Regions from separate parts of the Homo sapiens genome. Here regions 2 and 3 are each linked to region 1. A link is a contact called in ENCODE Hi-C or POLR2A ChIA-PET data. All regions are on one chromosome and are shown on one strand. The core of a region is the stretch at or near the end of the contact, and the rest is flanking DNA. Distances in the headings are between cores, read along the strand shown. Region 1 holds the start of CATSPERG (catsper channel auxiliary subunit gamma). Region 2 holds the start of NFKBID (NFKB inhibitor delta). Region 3 holds the start of RAB4B (RAB4B, member RAS oncogene family).

The links. A loop is a pair of places that touch in the nucleus more often than their neighbours do. ChIA-PET counts read pairs that join two places held with the same protein, here RNA polymerase II (POLR2A). Pooled maps may share reads with other maps.
Region 2: a map with no recorded cell type shows a loop between it and region 1 (29-fold over the local background). The contact joins the promoter of NFKBID here to the promoter of CATSPERG in region 1. A Hi-C loop is called at or near these places in 2 of 37 single-sample maps with no recorded cell type and 7 of 50 pooled maps.
Region 3: a pooled map shows a loop between it and region 1 (20-fold over the local background). The contact joins the promoter of RAB4B here to the promoter of CATSPERG in region 1. A Hi-C loop is called at or near these places in 1 of 37 single-sample maps with no recorded cell type and 6 of 50 pooled maps. POLR2A ChIA-PET finds 5 or more read pairs at or near these places in 1 of 52 experiments (activated CD4-positive, alpha-beta T cell).

What each region holds. Positions count from the first base shown.
Region 1 is chr19:38,334,095-38,337,762 of GRCh38, reverse strand. CATSPERG (catsper channel auxiliary subunit gamma) reads right to left here and starts at 1,933. Exons shown (of 29, transcript NM_021185.5): 1 at 1,888-1,933; 2 at 259-542; 3 at 117-170. The coding sequence starts at 528. RefSeq lists silencers at 1,146-1,315, 1,686-1,765 and enhancers at 1,886-2,095, 1,900-2,194.
Region 2 is chr19:35,898,488-35,902,027 of GRCh38, reverse strand. It overlaps NFKBID (NFKB inhibitor delta), which reads left to right and starts at 1,488. Exons shown (of 12, transcript NM_139239.5): 1 at 1,488-1,586; 2 at 3,206-3,309; 3 at 3,496-3,540. The coding sequence starts at 1,526. RefSeq lists a silencer at 1,455-1,604 and enhancers at 1,504-2,059, 1,965-2,214, 2,060-2,616, 2,629-3,200, 3,201-3,540.
Region 3 is chr19:40,775,940-40,779,625 of GRCh38, reverse strand. It overlaps RAB4B (RAB4B, member RAS oncogene family), which reads right to left and starts at 1,379. Exons shown (of 8, transcript NM_016154.5): 1 at 1,235-1,379. The coding sequence starts at 1,250. It overlaps MIA (MIA SH3 domain containing), which reads right to left. Exons shown (of 4, transcript NM_006533.4): 3 at 2,547-2,657; 4 at 2,136-2,229. The coding sequence ends at 2,206. It overlaps MIA-RAB4B (MIA-RAB4B readthrough (NMD candidate)), which reads right to left. Exons shown (of 10, transcript NR_037775.1): 3 at 2,547-2,657. It overlaps RAB4B-EGLN2 (RAB4B-EGLN2 readthrough (NMD candidate)), which reads right to left and starts at 1,407. Exons shown (of 12, transcript NR_037791.1): 1 at 1,235-1,407. RefSeq lists enhancers at 1-308, 1,196-1,265 and silencers at 1,326-1,565, 2,116-2,245.

The sequences.
Region 1 (3,668 bases), core at 684-3,183:
TGGGCAACAGCGCAAGACTCCGTCTCAAAAAAATAAAATAAATAAATAAATAAAAATGTTAGAGGTGGGAAAACCAAGGCTCATAGAATGAGCCTATCCGTGCTGCACCCACTCACCTTTTCCTCGCAGGAGTAGTTGATCTTCAGGTAGTAAGGGAAGCCCAGGTATTTCTGCAAAGAGAGGTTAGGCCACACGTCCAGAAATGAGTGGAGTGCGGGTTCAAAATCCCTCTGGTTCACTTGACCCTGGTCCCCTCACCTCGCTCGGGTCGATGGGTGAGTCCACCAGCATGTGAAACAAGCTGCTCACTGTGTCCACGGGCTCTTGCTCAAAGAAGCTGTCGCTCACACCACTCTCGCCTACCCTCTTAAACTCGTTCAGGACAACCTGCCAGGTGCATTCCTGGAAATCCTTGATCGCCCACAGCCTCCACGACGCCAGGAGCACTGCCAGCAGGGCCCACAGCACCTGCACGACTCGGACTCTGGGCCACGGAGGACCGGCAGGGAACATGGCTGGGCCGCACATAACGTGGCTAGAACCTGGAGAACGCAGGAGTCAACACCCACGCGCCGGACAGCTCTCTGGAGCCCACTTTTAAGATTCCACCTCGCTTCTGCGCCTCTCACAGCACTTGCTCCTGGCCACGCCCCGGCTCTTGCTCCTGGCCCCGCCCCTGCACTTGCTCTTGGTCCCGCCCCTGCTCTTGCTCCTGGCCCTGCCCCCGCACGGACTTTTAGCCCCGCCTCTGCTCTTGTTCCTGGCTCCGCCTCTGCACTTGCTCCTGGTCCCGCCCCTGCTCTTGCTCCTGGCCCTGCCCCCGACCCTCGTGGGTATCGCACCTCTGCTATTGCTCCGGGCCCCAGCCCTACTAATGTTTCTGGCCACACCCCTGCTCCTCCGCCTCGTTCCGCCCCGCCGCCTCCACGTCTCTTCCTTTAACTTTATCCTCACCTTGCTCCTTATTCCGCCCCCTCCCTGTATTCCACTCTTGCTCTTCACCTGGTCTTGGTTTCTATTTCTCGCTTTGACAGTCCCCCTCTTAAGTTCCCCCGTACTGCTTCTGCCTGCGATCGCACCCGTGTACTTCCACCCGGCTGTGCCCCAACCTCTTGCCCCACCCTCGCACTTCTCTTGGTATCGCCGCTTTCTCCTCGCTCGGGGTCTGCCCAGGGGCTGGGTACTGTACCTGGTCTCGCCCGTCTCCGGGCCCCGCCCCTGCTCTTGCTCCCGGCCCCGCCCCTGCTCTTGCTCCCGGCCGGGCCCCCGTTTCTCGCCCGGGGCTTGCTCCTCACTCTGCTTCCGCTCCTGACCGCGCCCCTACTCCTCCACTTGGTCTTTATGGACCCGTTCCTTCCCCGGGTTCTCGGCGATTGGTTCTTCCCGCGCGGGCCCGTCGCCCCGTCCCGCCCTCTGGTAACGCCCCTCCTCCTCGCCCTGCCCCTTCTCGATGAAAACTGTCTCTTCGCCTCGGGATCTTTCCTCGCCCTTCGTTGTTTCCTCGCCCCACACCTTCTCCTTCCACGCCGGCACCAGCTTCTTAGCCGGCACCTTCTTGAGTCTCACCTTCCCCTCGTACCGCGACACCTTCTTGCCCCACTTCTTACTCTTCCTTCCCATGCCATTAACACCTGCCTGCTCTATACCCCGACTCTCCTGCCCCGCCCCGCCCTTCGCCCTTCACGTTCGGCTCCCCCTTTCCCTCCTCTGCCAGCTCCCACGACTCTTCCCCTCTTTCCCTCCTCTCCCAGCTCCCACGACTCTTCCCCTCTTTCCCCTGCCTCTCCCCTTCTCGCCTTCCCCTTCCCCTCCCCTTCCTAGTTCCTCCCCGTCCCCGGCATCCCCCCGCCCCTGGATGGCACAGCTTTTTCCCCGGCCCCGTGGTACCAGTCACTTGGTTAAAACCGGTCAACTGTCACTCGGCCGCACCAGTCCCGCCCCTCTTGCCCGGTCTCAAAATGGCCGCCCACACTTCCACAGCCGACTTCCGCCTTTGCAGAGGCACGCCCTCCTCTCACGCGGTCTCCAAGGTGACGCGCAACCCCTAAGGCACCGAGGGCTGGAGGCTGTCTCAGCACTGAGGGCGCGGGGCCTGGTCGGCAGAGGGTGCTGGAGACTACGTTTGTGCCAGGAAGGCCTTCAAGGAGTTTCTATTGGTTGTTCTGGCAGCAAGCACGGTCCCTACTTGTGCTTCCTACCCAAATATATATATATATATATTTTTTTGAGACGGAGTTTCGCTCTTTCTCCCAGGCTGGAGTGTGAAGTGGCGCGATTTCGGCTCACTGAAACCTCCGCGCCCCTGCCCCGGATTCAAGCGATTCTCCTGCCTCAGCCTCCCGAGTAGCTGGGATTATAGGCTCCCGCCACCACGCCTGGCTAATTTATTTTTTGTATTTTTAGTAGAAACGGGGTTTCATCATGTTGGCCAGGCTGGTCTCGACTCCTGACCTCAGGCGAACCACCCGCCTCGGCCTCCCAAAGTGCTGGGATTACAGGCGTGAGCCACTGCGCCCGGCCCTACCCCAAAATTCTACTCCTTAAAAAAGTGTGGTTTCCTGGAGACCTTGTGAGAATGAATAGGCTGCTTAGCACCGTCCTCTACAAAACAGGACAAGGACAGCCATCCTATACTGTTGTGGGAAGTGTGCCCGGCTCAAGTAAAATATTCATTAAGTTAATTTTCATTTGCATTCTGATGCCTTACAGGTAAGGATTCAGGCCATGACTTTTTGATGAACTCCAGACCAGACGTTTAACCCAGTGGTTTTCAAATTTGAGCATGCATTAGACTCACCTAAAAGGCTGGGTAAGCCAGGTTGGTGGGTACCACACCCTGAGTTTTTGTTTTTGTTTTAAAGATGGAGTCTCTGGCTGGGCATAGTGGCTCATGCCTATAATCCCAGCACTTTGGAAAGCTGAGGCAGGCGGATCACTTGAGGTCTGAAGTTGGATACCAGCCTGGCCAACATGATAAAACCTTGTCTCTACCAAAAAATACAACAATTAGCCGGGCATGGCGGCGGGCACCTGTAATCCCAGCTACTCGGGAGGCTGAGGCAGGAGTTGCTTGAACCCAGGAGGCGGAGGTTGCAGTGAGCCGAGATCCCTCCACTGCACTCCAGCCTGGGCGACAGAATGAGACCCTGTCTCAAAAAAAAAAAAAAAAATTAAGCCAGATGTGGTGCTGCACACCTGTAATCCCAGTACTTTGGGAGGCTGAGGTAGGAGGATCGCTTGAGGCCAGCCTGGGCAATATGGTAAGACCCTGTTGCTAACAATTTTTTTAAATTAGCCCAGTGTGGTGGTCCATCCCTGTGACCCCAGCTACCTGGGAGGTTGAGGCAGGAAGACCACTTGAGCCCAGGAGTTTGAGGCTGCAGTGAGCTCTGAAATACACGGAAATGCAGTGAGCTGTGATCACACCACTGCATTTCAGCCTGGGCAAAAGAGCAACACCCTATCTCAGGTTAGCCTTGAATTTCAGGCCTCATGTGAGCCTCCCATCTCAGCCTCCTGAGTAACTACCTGGCTACTTCCAGAATTTTTCATTCAGTAGATCTGGAGTGGGGCCTGATAATTTGTATTTCTGGCAAGTTCCTAGGTGATGCTGATACTAGTGGTCTGGAGACCACACCTTGAGAACCAGTGCTCTAGAACCTTCCATG
Region 2 (3,540 bases), core at 239-2,738, 2.4 Mb after region 1:
GTACTTAAAGCCACAAGACTGGGTGAGATCACCAAGGAAGTGAGTGCAGACAGGATTCTGCCCCTATCACAACACACACTGAATGGGGGAAGAGGAGGAACTTTGCCAGGGAAATGGAGAAAGAGGGAGGGGACCCCTGAGAGCATGGCATCTTGAAAGCAGGGGAGAGGCCACCGCAGTGGCTCATGCCTGTAATCCCAGCACTTTGGGAGGCCAAGGTGGGGGGATCACCTGAGATCAGGAGTTCAAGCCAATATGGTGAAACCCCGTCTCTACAAAAATACAAAAATTACCCGGGCATGGTGTCAGGCTCCTGTAATCCCAGCTACTTGGGAGACTGAGGCAAGTGGAGGTTGCAGTGAGCCGAGATCTCACCACTTTGCCACTGCACTCCAGCCTGGGCGACAGAATGAGACCCTCTCTCTAACAATAAAAATGTAATAATAAAATAAAATAGAAAAGCAAGCAAGCAGGGGAGAAATAGGGCCAACATGGTCAGTGCTGTGAAAGGTCACCAAGTGAAACTGAGAGTGGCCTCCCACTGGAATGCCAGCTCCAGGGCTGGGAATTCCTGCCTGCTTAGTTCACAATACACAGCAAAATGCCTCCTCTGCTGCAATAAATTATTTTAAATGATGAATGAGTAAATGAAACCAGACCTCTAAAAAGGGTGATGTAGGGGAGAGGGAGAAATTGAGCCACACCCTATACCCTTACCCACAGACCCTTCCTCTGGGAGTCTAGACCCCCAGTCCTGCCTCCCTCTGGACCCAGTAATATTCTCCCTGCCCCCACCCCATCTCCATCCCCACTCCTACCCCTACCCCCATGGGCAGGACCCAGGAGACAAAGCCTCCAGCACCCCCTTAGACACAGACCCAGAAATCCAGGCCCCAGCCAGGCACCATGGCTCAAGCCTGTAATCCCAGCACTTTGGGAGGCCAAGGCAGGCGGGTCACCTGAGGCCAGGAGTTCGAGACCAGCCTGGCCAACACGGTGAAACCCCATCTCTCCTAAAAATACAAAAATTAGCCAGGCATGGTGTCCAGCACCTGTAGTGTCAGCTACTCGGGAGGCTGAGGCAGGAGAATCGCTTTAATTCAGGAGGCGGAGTTTGCAGAGATCGCACCATTGCACTCCAGCCTGGGCGACAGAGACTCCTTCTCAAAAACAACAACAAAAAAAAAAAAAAAAAAAAAAGAAAAGAAAAAAAAGAAAAAGAAAAGAAAAGAAATCCAGGCCCCCCGGTTTCTCCCTCCTCTTGGAGCCCGGTGCCCTAGGCTCCTTCAGAGCAAAGATCTGGACCCCAGCTCCCTCCTTCCCGGGGGGACTGAGTAGTCCGCCTCCCAAGTCCGCCGCGCCCATTCAGGGACTGCGTTCGCCGGAGCGCGACCCGGGGACTCCCAGGCCTGTGGGCGGGCCCTGCCCAGGACTGGGCGGTGCCATAACCCCTAGTTTAAAAACTCGCGGGTACCGGACCCAAGATCGGGGACCCGGCGGCGGCTCCGCGGGGGAAACAGCGAGGCTGGCGCAGCGCCGAGGCCGCGGCCCTGGGGGCCCGCAATCCACGCCACGGAATCCCCGAGGTAATGGGCGCGGGCAGGACGCGTTCGGCCCCCTAAGAGAGTGAGGGACTGAGGATCGAAAGACTCCCGAGGCCCTGAGGGACGGAGCTGAAGCGTCAGTCCTTTATCCCGAGAGTGAGGGCCCTAGGTGTTTGGAGGAGGAGGGGATCGTGGATCGTGACAGAGGGGCGGCTGGGATCCCAGACTTCTGGGTCCTGGGGGTGCAGGGGCCTGGGGATCCAGGATCGCAGGGCCCCGAGGGTGCAAGGGCTGGGAGGCTTGGGAGGCTGGATCTCTGGGTCCTTGGAGGTGCTAGGGGTTGCTGGCAACCGAGACTCCTACCCCTAGAAGCAGGGACTAGGCTGAGTGCGGGGGGGGGGGGGGGGGGCGTGGTTGCTTAAAATCGGCGTGGGTCTCGGTGGGGAAGGGTCCGGAGCCTGGCCTCAGGGTCTACGCTGGCGGTGACCCTGCCTCTGCCCCGCCCTGGGATTTCCGGATGGCCACCCGTGCGGGGCTGAGCAGGAATTCCCCTTGCGCGGGGATTCCACGAGCGCCACGATCGGCCGCGCGCCCCGCCTCGGAGCAGGACACCTGGGGCACAGGACTTGGGGGGAAGGGGAGGATGGAAGATTCCCTTGCGTGAGCGCCGTGGCGTCAGCGCGCCGCGTCGGGGCTGTTTCCGAGCCACCTCCTCCCGCCCCCGCCCCGCGCAATCCCCACTTAACCCTTCCTCCGCCGGAACCCAGGCTCGGAAGGGTGAGGGTTCTGTCTTTCTGAGTCGTGGGAAGGAGTTTGGGAACTGGGGCTCCCAGGTCCTAGAGAGGAAGGAACTGAGGGTCCAGATTCCTGGGGCCTGAAAAAGAGACTGTATGGATGGGCCTTTTTTTTTTTTTTTTTTTTTTTTTAATGGAGTCTCTCTCTGTCGCCCAGGCTGGAGTGCAGTAGCGCGATCTCCGCTTACTGCAACCTCAACCTCCGCCTCCCGGGTTCAAGTGTTTCCCCTGCCTCACCTGGGATATACAGCCGCCTGCCACCACGCCCGGCTAATTTTTATATTTTTAGTAGAGACGGGGTTTCACCATGTTGGCCACCTGACCTCAGGTGATCCGCCCCCCTTGGCCTCTCAAAGTGTTGGGATTACAGGCGTGAGCCACCGCTCCCGGCCCGGGGTGAGGCCTTTGACTTCTCGAGGAGGGGCGCTGGGGACTCCTGATTTCCGGGTCAGGTTCTAGGGAAAAAAATGTTGGGAACCTGGATGTGAGTCTAGGGAGTGACGCCTGGCGCCGGCCCCCCACCAACCCGCTGACTTCAAAACTTGGATATCTGGGGGTGGAATTTTTTTACGGAAGTGGGGTGGTTGCTGCAGAGGGGTGCCCTCCTCCCCCTTCCTCACTTTCCGCGACGGTGGTGGAAAGTTGGGTCAGAGGGAAAGTGCGGAGCAAAAGGAAGGAAACGGCGGAGGCGGATGCCCCACCCCAAATCTTCTAATGGCTTTGGAGGAGTCAGGCGGCATCTATGTGCCAGTTTTTCCGCGCGGGAGGGCGAGGAGGGTGCCCAAACCCACTCCCCGCGCGCCACCCCCGCGGCATTTAGGTGACTTAAGGACCCTTGATGACTTCCCCCTCTCCTCTCCCGCACAGTGAGCAGGGGTGAGCGCAGCCACTGCCCAACGCAAACCGTGAAGAAGCTTCTGGAAGAGCAGAGGCGCCGCCAGCAGCAGCAGCCCGACGCTGGCGGGGTGCAGGTGAGGCCAGGGAGCCACAGCTCTCCGGAGGCCCCGTGCTGTCCCGTAGGGACTCAGCGGCTTGCCGGGCCCTCGGGGCTGATGAGAGGGGTGGTCCTGACCGAAATGTCTTATAGATCCGAGACAGACCCGGAGGAATCTGCCAGATAAAGTCACCTGGGTTCCTTTTTGCTTTTGTCTCTACAGGGACAATTTCTCCCTCCCCCAGAGCAGCCCCTGACCCCATCTGTG
Region 3 (3,686 bases), core at 130-2,629, 2.4 Mb before region 1:
GATTACAGGCATGCGCCACCACACTCAGCTAATTCTGTATTTTTAGTAGAGACGGGGTTTCTCCATGTTGGTCAGGCTGGTCTCAAACTCCCGACCTCAGGTGATCCGCCTGCCTCAGCCTCCCAAAGTGCTGGGATTACAGGCATGAGCCACCGCGCCCAGCCCACATGTGCAGGTTTGTTACATGGGTCAATTGTGTGTTGTTGTGGGCCAGGAACAGTTCTAAAGGTCTTTACTCACATCAACAGCTCACATCATCCTCAGGAAAACTCTATGAGGGAGGTAGACTAAAAATTATTCCCATTTTCCGGATGAGGTAACAGGCCAGAAAGGTTAACTGACTTGCCCAAAGTGACACAGCTGGGCAGAAGTGAGATTCAAACCTAGGCCAAGGGCTCCAGAGTCCCAGATCTTAGCTATTTTGTCGCTAAAGTCTCTTGAAAGCTATTTAAACAAGGACTACGATATAGCCCTTGTTCCTCTTCACCTCCTACCACCCTCTGACTCATTCACTCCACTATAGCTCCTGACCTTCAGTCTATTCCCTGAAAATGACAAGCTGGTTCTCACCTCAGGGTCTTTGCACTCTTCTCCCTTCTCTTCTATATTTGTTGAGTGAATGCGGCTCCCTCTGACTCCTAAACCTGCACTTCCCCTGCCTCCAATCACCACCTCCTATGGTGCATCCCTACTGATTTTCCACTTCCCGACCTCTCCTTCCCTCCCTCTGCCCAGAACCCGGCTCCATTCTCATGCATAAGTCCCACCCTTTGCCACTAAGTCCTGCCCCTAACTCAAGGACAGCCCATCCCCAAACCCATTCCAGAGCTCTCTCCAGCCAGATCAGCCCCAGGGTCCCGAGCTTCCATTCAGTGTTCCCTCTAGCCCATAAGCCCGACTCCTGCCATTCATGCAGTCAGCCCCGCCCCTTCACTCAGGCTCCGCCCAGATCCATTAAGGCCCACCTCTTCCCTCAGGGCCTCCCTGAACCCCTCAGGACCAGCTCCCTCAAATCCCGCCCCAGATCTATTTAACCCACGCACCAGACCCTCAGGCTCCACCTAAATCGATTAAGCTCAGCCTCAGACCCACTAAACCCCTCCCAGCATCCACTTAGGTCCTGCCTCCATCACACCAGACCCCGCCCCCTGATCTACAAAGCCCCGCCCATTCCCACAGGCCGCATCCTCCCTGGGCCCAGACCCAGGACCCCAGCTTCGTCCACCACCCTCACCGTAGGTCTCAGCCATGACTCGGTCGCGGCCGCTGAGGGCCGCAATATGGCGCCGCGGCCGCGCCTGCTCCTCGGCTGGCAGCCGCTCCACTCCGGCTACAGCCCCGGCTCCTTCCTACTCCCCGGGCCCGGCACCGCCACTTCCGCCTCCGCCCCCCTCCGGCGCGACCCGCTCCGGCAGCTGGATACCAGGCGACGCTTTCCGAAGGGCGGGATTGGCGGACTCGCGGGCAGGGGGCGGGACAAGAGGCGCGGATTGGTGGCGTGAGAAGGACCAAGCCCAAAGGGGCGGGGCCGAGCCCAGCGATTGGCTGAGCAAGTGGGAAGGGACGTGCAGAGCTGCTTAGCTGAGCCGAGGAACGGATTTAGTCTGGAGTACGGGGGGCAGAGTCGAGTCTCCGGATTGGATCGGAGCGGACTTGGGGGAGGGGATACAAATGCAAAGAAGGGGGCACGGGCAGGATTGACAGAAAGAGGCTGGAAGAGGAGCTGATCTTGAGCTGGCGGGAGCGATTACTGTTCTCAAAGGCGAAAAGGAGGAAAACTGGGCAGATAGGCGCAGGTTACTTCCCACCTCCCTTTCCAGATAATCTTCCAAGAAAACCTTTACTGTGCGATTTATATCCTCCGCGTAGTCCGATTGGCTCCCTCCCACTGGTCTAGAGAGGACACTACAATCCCCTAGTTGGGCTGCTTAGGTTTTCCTTTGCTTGTGTCCGAAACCTAAGCTTAGGAGCGCTCCTACTGCACAGGGCTTTCATCAGTGAAACTCTGCCTAGCAACCACTGACGTTACCACAGGCAGCGGGTTAATTGGTTAGATTCAGCAACCTAGAGAAACATTTCATTTGTACAGTCCCCACCCTACCCTACCCCACCCCAAAGACCACGGAGACGAGCCGTTTGCACTGGGCTGATTGTATTTGCATAAAGCCAAGGAGGGGAAACGGCAGGGCCAGCGGTAGGCTGAGCTCACTGGCAGTAGAAATCCCATTTCTGAAAAAGAGAAAGGGGAAACAGTGGAAAGAAAACCAGCGGTCACACCACAAAGGATCTAGTGGTTTTAGCAAAGGCTGCAGCTGCAGGGCCCAGGTCTGGCCACACAAGTGCTATGCAAATTAGCCTAGAGCCCTCTAATCTTTGCACCTCCCAACTGGACCCATTTTACTGGTGAGAAAATTGAGGCAGGGAAAGAATTTCTCCCAGCGCACATACCTAGGCTGCCAGGGAGCCAAGTGTGGGAGCATTTTTGCCCATCCCCACAACCTAAGGGTCCTCCCCCCACATTTCTTGCCAGCCCCCATGACACTCACGTCTGTCTTCACATCGACTTTGCCAGGTTTCAGGGTCTGGTCCTCTCGGACAATGCTACTGGGGAAATAGCCCAGGCGAGCAGCCAGATCTCCATAGTAATCTCCCTGAACCTGGGGAAGAGGAGTTAAAAGCTAGGGTCTGGGAAGATGGCAAGCTTGTGCCTGCTGAAGGCCTTTGCATTCTCCCTTCTCCCTGATCTCCACATAACTGCTCCATCCTTGTCATATGAATCTCAGCTTAAATGCCACCTGTTCAGAGGCCCTTTCTGAACACCCAAGTAAGTCTCTGTTAATTCTCACAGCAGCGCATATTTGCTTTTATTATTATTATTATTTTGGAAACAGGGTCTCATTGTGTCGCCCAGGTTGAGGTGCAGTAGCATGATCACGGCTCACTGCAGCCTCAACTTCTGGGATCAAGCAATCCTCCCACCTCAGCCTCCCGAGTAGCCGGGACCACAGACACATGCCATGAAGCCCAGTTAATTTTAAATTTTTTTTTATAGAGATGGGGGTCTTGCTATGTTGCCCAGGCTGGTCTCGAACTCCTGGGCTCAAGCTATCCTCCCAACTTGGCCTTACTTGGGATTACAGGTGTGAGCTACTGTGCCCGGCTGCTGCTATTTTTTATGCCTTGCTTTTTGTTCATTTCCCTCCATTAGAATAAAAAGGATCATTTGTTGTTGTATCTTGGTGTCTAGAACAGAACGTGGGACCATATCAGGTCCTAAAATTGGTAAATAAAGTGAAAATAGGCTGGGGGGCAGTGGCTCACACCTGTAATCCCAGCACTCCGGGAGGCCAAGGCGGGCAGATCATGAGGTCAGGAGTTCAAGACCAGCCTGGCCAATATGGTAAAACCCTGTCTCTACTAAAAATACAAAAATTAGCCAGGTGTGGTGGTGCATGCCTGTAATCCCAGGTACTTGGGAGGCTGAGGCAGGAGAATCGCTTAAACCCAAGAGGTGGAGGTTACAGTGAGCCGAGATCGTGCCATTGCACTCCAGCCTGGGTGACAGAGCAAGACTCTGTCTCGGAAAAAATTAAAAAATAATAAGCAAATAAAATAAAGTAAGTAACAATATCCCCCCACAATGTCTATTTCAGTTCACCCCCCTCAAATCTTCCCTTCATGGGGAT